Regions from separate parts of the Homo sapiens genome. Here region 2 is linked to region 1. The links are chromatin loops, found by intact Hi-C in ENCODE. Cell type or tissue: dorsolateral prefrontal cortex. All regions are shown on one strand.

Region 1 (5,000 bases):
GCAATGAGGCAGAGGTGGGAGGATCACTTGAGCCTGGGATGTCAAGGGTTCAATGAGCCAAGATAGCAGTACTACACTCCAGCCTGGGCGACAGAATGAGACCCTGTCTCCCCCCCCACCCCACCCCACCCCCCAAAAAAGGAGCAAGTATCTCTTCTAAAATATTTCGATTGCATAAAGTGAGAATTCCGCTCATTTAATCTTGTCCCCCTAGGAAAACCATTGATATCATTTTGGTACGTCCCAGTTATCTATCCATTGACCTTTATGTGTACATTTATATATGTATTTTTAACAATGATTTGAACCTGTTACCTAGTTTCAATTTGGTTTTGTTTTGGTTGTTGTTTGTGTGAGATGGTATTCCAAAATTCCTTAACTTTTTAAAACCTTATTTAATAGAGATAAAATTAACTTAATTGAAAGAGAAGAATTATAGGTAAATTGGAAGAACTGTACTTACTGAATCTTAATGTATAAAAATATTGGTATCCTTTTTATTGTTCATGTCTAGATGTTGATTTTTATAGCCATGTAGTGGTGTACGGGTGTTTCAGATGTTTCATTTTATGCTGTCCAGTACAGTAGCCACTTGCCACATGTGGCTGTTTAGCACTTGAAGTGTGGCTAGTCCAAATTGAGATGTGCCATAAGTATAAAATACACACTGGATTTCAAAGACTTTGTACAAAAGGAACAATGTGAAGTATCTCATTAATAACTGTATATGTTGATTACATGTTAAAATCATAATATTTTAGATATACTGAATTAAATAAAATATCACATTTAGTTTCACTTGTTTCCTTTTTATTTTCTTTTTTAAATGTGGCTACTAGAAAATTTTAAATTATAGGTGAAATTTATATTTGTGACCCACTGTTGGACAGTGCTGGTCTAGATCCATCTATATGTCTGTATATTTATGTTTTAGAAACATCACTGTCTTCCCAACAGAAAAGAATAACTTTCAACCATAACCTCTGATTTTATTTTCTTCACATTTCAAATGCTGTTTTTCAACATCATCTTTTGATTCTTTTTTTTGTTTCCAGTACAGTGGTACTTTAAACTACCTCTCCCTTTGATACCAGTAAGTCTCTTAGGAATTTAAATAGGCCTCAGTGAAAGCAATACTTGAGCCTCATTTATATGTTCAAGTTAGATCATTATTCCTAATAATGGCTTTAAGTGCTTAGATAGATCAGCACTCTGTGTCTTGAATTGCTTGTCATTTCTTTATAAAGATGTTTCAAGTAATTGCTCCATGTGATCCCTTCTTTCATTATTTTATGGCAAAAAGTAACATAATCCTTTAGTAGTTTGTTGGAAGTCAGAGAAAAGGGGTCTTTTTTTATTAGCAGAAACAAAATGTATTTCCAGGTACTGAGAATAAAGGGCAAAATTAGTCATGAGCGATAGTCCTGCGAAAGTTAATTTTTAAAATACATCATGAATGCACTGTCAATCTGCCAGTGGCCTTAACCTCTATTTTATTTTCCCATTATACTTGGGTCCAGGTTGTCATCAGCTACCATGAGAAAACCTATGTAATTCCTAGAGAGAGAAAAGTTGCACTGTTAGACTTAATAGTATGGTCGTCATGGAAGCATCAGTTATCTTCATCAAGGCAATTCAGATTTGATTATTGTAGAACTGTGTTGAATACCAAACCAGTGGAGTAGTAGCTGGAGCTAAATCAAGGGATTGTCATTTTTGTCAGATGATTAGGGCTGGCTTGGAAGAGATATGAAAGGGTTGAGCTGTATAAATATTCTCCTTTCAGCAGAAAAAGAAAAGGTCCATCATGGCCATTAAATGCGGCTTGTTCGCTTGATGAATTTCAAACTGTTTAACCTTAGCAATTATATCCCCCCGCAACCCCCCCCGTGCCTGCATGCAAGTGTATCAGTGCCTTGGAATTATGTCTCCAAGGATTGATTTCTGCGCATATTGGTAATTTTCTATTAAGATAATATGCAGCTTTTCCGTGTCCAGATATGTATCTCAAAGGAAGTGCATGCCTTGGTTCAAAAACCTAATTATTAACTTGAATTATCTGCCCAGGTAAACATTAGAACACATTTATTTATAAGGTTTTAAAAACTTTTTATGGTAAATATATGTAATTTAACATTTTAGAGATTATGGTATTCATTTAAATTATGCTGTAAACATGATTGGTTTTTGTAAAGCAGAAGTATATTTGTTTAATTTTTACTCGCCTGTGAGGGATTTGAACATTTAAATAATAGATATGTTTAAATAATAGCAACACATATAAACAGACACCGTGGACCTAATGATTCAAGGACATTTCTGCAATGTTTATAAATAATGTTGCATTCTAGAAAGGGCAGTGTTTTTGCTACTTTTGTGAAAATGTGCATTGGTCAATTTGCTTTTGTATAGTAATGGTTATCCTGGTAATATTTCTACTACCTGGCATATTTTGACCATTTATTAAACTCATAAATAAGGATAGATGACATAGAAATTGCTAACTTTAAAAGAATTGCTGAATTCTGAAAATAACTCATTTTGGAACAAGAAAGTCTCAGTGTGCCATCTAGTGGACACATTTAGCATTCTGGTCATAAAAAACTAATGACTTTCTCTTCCCCCGAAATGCAGTTACCTTGACACCTTATGTCTCTCCATCCCTTGGCATAGTTTGTGGTTGTGTTACATCTCATATAGTTTTTAGATGTTATTATAATTTTATTCATCATATTTTAGGAAAGTTATATTTGAAAATTTTATTTTGAAGTCATCAGAAATCTAATGATGAATAAATATTAACTATGAGAGAGGAAAAAATAAATAATTTTTGTGTTTAATCAGAAGTAAGGAATAATTTAATAAAAGCAAAACCCAATCACACTAATTATTAAACTTTATATTATACATATTCTTTTCTGAAGGGATATTAAAATGATCATTGCTGTCCTCTTATATGTTAATGGATTAAATCATTTAACTAGCTTTTTAAAAATGTATTTTTTTTTAGAGAAATCCAAGACCAGTGACTTATCAATTCCATCCAAATTTAGATTATTACAAAGCACGAGGAGCAGACCTCATGAATAAAAGCCGGTAAGTCCCCTTTTTCTGATGATAGTTATAAATCACAAAGGTAGTCTCAGAGATCATCAGGAAATTTTACATATTGCTGAAAACAATTTTCCAGATTTTAGCATATGTACATAAGGAATCTTTGTTAAATAAATTACCCAAGTTATTTTAAAGGCATAAAAAATGCTATATATTGATGTCAATGGTAAGACGAAAAATAAATATAAGAGTACTTGTTACAATTTGAAGTTAGGCAACTTCATTTTTCTAACATGAATAAACTTGCATAAATTGTGCCTACTTGTATAATCTCTTTCTAGATTTTTGCTGTTGATTGAAAAGAGACAGTTTTATAATATATTTTTAAATTATTTCAGTAACAAAATTAAAAATGTGTTTCCCAACTGTCTTTAGAACTACACAATAAGCTTATAAATGCATCTTGTGTGTACATTTGTGATTGCATACATAGAAATTTTAAGGGTCACTGTAGGAATAAAAAACATTAAAATCCTACTTTTTAAAGAAGTTAACATTGGCAGAAAGGGTTGATGAATGGTTTTGTTCTTTCATAATATCATATTGAGATGTCTCAAGAGTTAACTTGTCAAACCAGAATCATTTCAAATTAGAATGTAATTTCAAAGTTTACTCTGGAAGACTAAAATGTTAGTAATGATAAATGCTGCCAAGTTGTCCGAATTTTCTTCCTCAAGCATTTTGCCTATGTGTTAGCTTTTCTTCAGTAGAATTCCAAGAGCCTAAATATACATTTATGGAATACATATACACAATGTGTTCTGCTGTTACTGGAGAGTTAAAAATAAGTTATAATTCCTGCTGCATAGGAACTCATAGTCTAAGGGATGAGAAGAAGTTTACAACAAAATGGCTAAATTTAAACTTGAAATTTGAACCTTGTCTTAGTGTAATGTTGTTATAAAACTCCCCATCTCTGATTGAAATCTGTTTGCTCCATATATTGATGTACCATGCAATTATGAGACCAGTTCTGTAGCTCATGAGACTTATCTGAAGCTCTTTTCTGTTTGTTCATTTCATCTGAGTCTTGTTACACAAATAAAAATTTATTTGCTATAGTCACTTGATCATTCAACAGAGTTTTAATGACTGCCAGATTGATTATTTTAAACACAGGAGATGCCCAGTAAAAACCCAGACCAAAATCCCTGCCTTCAGTAGTCTTACACCCTAGTCACTTATATTTCTTCCCATTATGTCAGATATTTAGTTTTGTTATGTTTAAAAGAACAAAGTATGTTAGTCTTTTTCTTTATACAAGACCTTTTTAGCTGGAATCCTTTGTCTTCCCCTCCCTCCCAACCCCCACAAGATTATTTTTTACACAACAGCCAACTAAATGTCAATTTATAACAGGTTATATCATACCTCCATGTAAACATCTCCAAAGGCTTCCTATTGCCACTGGCTATCCAGTCTTCTTCCTGAAGCCCTTTCCTATCTCTTTGACCTTATCTCCTTCCACTCTCTCCTTCTCTTCATTCTCATGCTACAGCCACATCAGCCTTCTCTGTTATTTGCCCTTGCTTAGGGCCTGTGCACCTAACTCCTCCCTCCTGCTAGAGCACTTCTGCCACCCCCATCTTCCCATGCCTCTTCATGATTTAAAGCTCAGCCTAAATGTCATCTCAGAGAGGCCACTCTTAACCTCCTGCCTGTCTTCACCTCCCCTATTCACTCTATCCCATCATCATGAACTGAAGTTATATAATTCATTTGTGTATTTATAATCTGTCTCCCCAACGTCTCCACTAAAATCTAAGCCCCTGAGGGCAGGCTTTTGTCTTATTCACCACTTCATGGCACCTAGGACAATGATGACTGGTATAGGGAAGGCACTCAACACATATTTGTTATATGAATTTTTTGAAATATTTTCAACA
Region 2 (5,000 bases), 710 kb before region 1:
TTTATTGTAATGAACAGGCTGCCAAGTCTTGCCCTTTCCTTCAGGCAGTTCAAATTCTAATGAAATCCTATCTATCTATAGATATTATTGGGCATGCTTGGCATACCTTGAACATACTGTCAGGCAGAGCTTTGTGGTGCCACTGTGGGGTAGACAGTTTTGAAATAGAGGGGTGACTTTAAGGAAGCAGGCATAAGTCTGATCAGTCCTTGTAGATCTCAGACTATGCTTGGAAAAACCTACAGCTCCGTTTCAAGGCAACTAGCAGTTTTCAGAGGTGGAAAGCTCTGGGCTGAAAGCAAAGGTCACAAACTACCAGCCTGAAAGCCGGATTTCAATCACATATATGTTTTGGTAGGGTTGCACAGTGCTTTTAAAACTGGTAAGCCATTATTAAAAAATCAGGAGGTTGTTTGTTTGTTTGTTTCTGGCTTCTTTTGAAAAATTGGAAAATCTGAAACAGTGGTCCAAGCTCCCTATGGCAATGGCCAGCTCTTTCTCTAGCATCCGACCCATGCTTCCAGTCTCTATCATCTTATTAGGGCCTGCTTCTCACGTGTCTGACCCTTAAGTTTGGACCCCAGGCTTACAGTCTCTGAGCCCTTTCCTCAAATCCCTTAAAATCCTCATGCGTCTTAGTTCAATGAACTGCTAACCAGAAATAAATAAGAAATGAGAGGTGCCTTGTTTAGGAACTATGTGAGCTACCTAAAAGTTTATTACAAAATAAAATTCTGAAGATTGACTTAGCAGATTTTTAACCCCTTATGCTAGAGATCAGAGAACTATGACCCATGGATATGCCAAATCCTGCTGCTGTCCAGTTTTATAAATAAAGTTTTATTGGAACACAAGCATGTTTAACTGTTTGCATATTGTCTGTGGGTGCTTTACATTACACTCCTTAGAGACCATATGACCTGCAAAGTCTAAATATTTACTATCTGTCCTTTTACAGAAAAAAAAAAGTACCAGCCCTCGCTTTATACTCTAGACTTAAAGATGGGATCGCATTTCTAGAGCCAATGAATGACGCTGAAGCTCTGCTTAATGACTACTGCCCCTTCCCAGGGTGCTTTGCATCTGCTAACGCCATCTGCATGGATCAACTGTTTATTTTCTGTGTGGGCATGGCCACATTTTCAAATCCAGAGAGTATCCATTTAATGGATCTATTTCCCCAGTACCTATATATCGTAGGTTTTTAAATTCCCTTTGGTGGCCACCTCAGGAGATGCCTATTTTGTTGGTAATTTACGAACTGGCTATATCTCAGCTTAATTTTCTAAAATAATACATTCAGGGGGATAAACCTGAAGTCTATCCTGCCCACGGTTTCACTGAGCAATTTTAATCATTGTGTGCCCTGTCTGGCACCATGTTATTTGTAGTCCAAAGTGTCTCCATAACACAGTTTTTTCTGCCTCATTAGAAGCAATATAGTCAATAAATCTGATGGTCACCCAACGAGATAAAAATGATGCAGCTCTAAAGATTGATGAGTGGTATTCTTCCCACCCTAGCCTATGGAAAATCTTAACACTAGCCAACATCTATTTAGGTCTGATTCTGTGCCATACTTTGTGCCATGAATTTGTCATGTAACACTGCCAGTAGCTCCATGAGATAGGTACTGTTATTTCTCCCATTTTATAGAGGAACAAACTGAGAGTTTACTGAAGGTCAGGAATTTAACAAAGAGCAGAACTGAGACTAGAATTCAGATCTATCTGACTTGACTTTCACTGAGATTTCATGAAGCTGGAGAGACTGCCATTGGGAGCCATTGGGACAAAATCCTTTTCCAGCTGCAGAAATTGAGCAATAAATAAGCATTCATCTAGACAGGATGACAGATTTGTGATTTCAGTCTGAAATTGCTCAAATTCCTGATAGGTCATTTAAGACATTATGCTTCGTAAAGCAAAGCACCTTCTATTTTGCTGTAATTCATCTTTCTCTTTGAACTGTGTCTATAATTCTGATGCAAAAGATTCTAGAGTGTAAACAAATGTCAGAAGGCTCTCAGATGTAAAGATATTCCAGAGGTATTTCTGAATTGCCTTCATTTATACTTAGCTTACCTTCTAGTTGGTGAAGTTCTCAAGTTGATTTTCACTTCCTAGGCAAGCACGAGGCTTCCTATTACCAGCAGAACTATCCCTGCACCCCATCAGGGGGCAATCAGGCTTATTGGCTTCCTCCTCCTACCCTCTCCACCTCTACTAGCAGAACATGGTCCAGTATTCCTCCCCCACTGAGGGAAGTTTGGACCCTAGACTTACAGTCTCTGAGCTTATTTGTTGACAAATACTATAACTATGTTTATCTGTCTATTTGTTGACAAATACTATAAATGTTACTACCTCTTGTGACCTGGAGAACCCAGCCCCCGCCCTCCCGGCCTGGCCCCGCTACCTTTTGTAAGTCAAAAGTCTCTGGATAAGGATGTGGGGCAGAAATTTAGATGAATTAAAACAGAAAGAAGAATCTTCTGGAAATTCTCATGTTGCTGGGGTTATTTGATTTTTTGTTTGTTTGACTTAATTCAGAAGCTTTCCTCTCAATAAGAAAAACAGTAAAAATTTGTGTTTGAGATACAAGATTTTGTATTTCACTTCACATCTTCCTACCTGTAAAAAAATGTTCCCATTGCACAAGCTTTCTTACTAACAATTACTGGTAATTTGAGAGAAACCCCCTTTTTAGCGAGGAGCAGGCACATCGTCTGAGCAGTCACCCGGGGAGGAATGTGTCATAAAGGCACATTCCTCATAATCAAGGATAATTCAAAAGGGAAACAGTGATCGAACATCTATGAGAGCCAACAGAAGCCTAATCCTGAGCCCAGCTCTGCAGACGGGGACACAGGCTGCTGCAAAGCCAGGGCAGATGCCAGGGAAGGGACCAGCCACAAACAGAACAGAAGTCCAGTCCAGAGCTTGGCATCTGGGTTCTTCAGCTGCCAGCCTTGCCTCGCGAGTAGCCACAATGTTTGGCTCCTGTGCAGAAAACAACAGAGGATGAGGCTAAAGAGGTCCATGCTCTGTCCTGCCAGCAACAGGATGAGGCAGTGCCAAGAGAAGACTGCAGTGCCACATGGGTGCCAATGTGCCTTGGAACGGCTTTTATATTTTCTAAAGGGACAACAGAATTCCTGCAAAAAGAAAAAGCTGGATCCAACCCTCAGAACTATTTTTCCCATTTTCCTCTCAAAAAAAAAAAAGAAAAGAAAAGAAAAGAAAAACCCTGCTATTCCTGTCCGCAGTCCATTTTTTCACAAGGTTAACATGGCCAGGTCTCCTTCTGCTTCTCTTCTATGTCCCATATCCTCACATTAAAACCAAGCTGGCAATTTGTTTAATACTCATTACTAACCTTCTGATTATAACTTCCCTATTATTATTTGCTTTTATTTAGTTTCTAGAAAAAAATCATCAATAGAATGTGTGGAATGGGGTGGGGGATGCAGAAGGTAATGGAATAGCCTGAGATATCATATGGGTTATGAGTTGAGTAAGCCCTTTCAACCCTGGGGATTTGTAGTAGGCTTTAAAAGACCTAGTCTTCTATTTATAAGGCAGTATTGTTGTGGTTGTTCAACTGGGAAAACTGTGACAAAACCAAAGAGGTAAGATGCCAGCATTAGTAAAATCCACTACCTAGATATTATAATTTCTTGAAACGTCAGAGATTAGAAATAAAAGAGTAGAATCCTTTTGTCCATTCACATGAGGTGAATGAAGAGGCAGGAAGAAGAAAATAAAGAAGCCATGGAGGACACAGAGACCCTTCACTGTGGTGGGGCTCCTCTTGCCTTACTCAAATTAATGCGCAGACCTGTCAACCAGAAAAACTCAAGCACAGTTTATTTTTGGTAAGAAAATACAAAACCTCTTGTCCTCATGGAGATCTTGATTTTGTCACTTCATGTCTTGTAGAAGATGGGTAAACTTGAGGATGTTATATGTAAGGCTTTCAAGATAAAAAGGAAGGACATTTTATTTACTAATATTACTAGGCTTTCATTTTCCCATTAAAAATGCAAATTAGGCTCAGCACGGTGGCTCACGCCTGTAATCCTAGCACTTTAGGAGGCCAAGGTGGGCAGATCACGAGGTCAGGTGTTCAAGATCAGCCTGACCAACATGGTGAAACCCCGTCTCTACTAAAACCACAAAAATCAGCCAGGTGTGGTGGCAGGCACCTGTAATCCCAGCTACTCAGGAGGCTGAGGCAGGAGAATCGATTGAACCTGGGAGGCAGAGGTTGCAGTGAGCCAAGATGCCACCATTGCACTATAGCCTGGGTGATAGAGTGAGACTCTGTCTCAAAAAAAAAAAAAAAAAAAAAAGAAAAACCCAAATTAGTAAATACTAAGGTCAAACATTAACATCTTCTTAATTATTCTCACATGACCTCTTATGTTCTAAAGTTTGTTCAGCAGAATACCTGAATGATTGATAAATAAAACAGGCACAGGCCTTCAGCATTCTAAGTGCAATTCTTACATAATCTGGGGGGGGAAAAAAGGCTTCTCAAGGTAATTGTAACTATCTCACTATTCCCTAGCATGAAGCAAATACCACACTCCACTCATGACTCTAATTTTACTATTTTTCTTCTAATCACAATGCTTTTGCTTGAATTATTCCCTTTTATCAGGCTAACTTTCTTCACCAACATTCTTTTCAAGGCTTAGCTTCAGTTATGAAACTTTACAAGGACCTTTCTTTTTCTCCAGTTCATTCATCATTCATGGTTTCTACCACAGTTCTCCGCATTGATTATACTGCCTTGCAATTTAGTAGTTGCCATGTAAGTATTATTTAAATGATGGTGGTCACCTTGAAGGAAGGAAGGGGTCATGACTTCTAGTTTTCTTTATCATGGGCTGGACCCATGATAATAGTGTGTCATTTTAGAAAAAATAACTTGCTTTTCAAATTAAAATTTATCTCCATACAGATTTTAATCTCTATATGGATGATTAAAAAAAT

Evidence for each region. Peaks named below come from ENCODE experiments on the same cell type or tissue, not always from the same donor. Only the 100,000 strongest peaks of a DNase experiment are listed, where the experiment ranks them.
Region 2: a loop joins it to region 1, with 4 times the contacts of the local background. A loop is called at or near these places in 3 of 110 quality-filtered maps.

Annotation. Positions count from the first base shown.
Region 1 is chr3:17,256,602-17,261,601 of GRCh38, reverse strand. TBC1D5 (TBC1 domain family member 5) reads left to right here. Exons shown (of 23, transcript NM_001349074.2): 16 at 3,011-3,096. Among named protein-coding and RNA genes, the nearest start is that of PLCL2-AS1, 200 kb to the right of the region's middle. In dorsolateral prefrontal cortex, CTCF peaks have their summits at 2,369 and 2,571 (motif pointing left); no DNase peak of the experiment used is centred here; H3K27ac peaks cover 657 bases.
Region 2 is chr3:17,965,302-17,970,301 of GRCh38, reverse strand. The region is part of intron 1 of BALR6 (B-cell acute lymphoblastic leukemia associated long RNA 6); the gene reads right to left. Among named protein-coding and RNA genes, the nearest start is that of BALR6, 5.2 kb to the right of the region's middle. In dorsolateral prefrontal cortex, no CTCF peak of the experiment used is centred here; a DNase peak (open chromatin) is centred at 2,971; H3K4me3 peaks cover 799 bases; H3K27ac peaks cover 955 bases.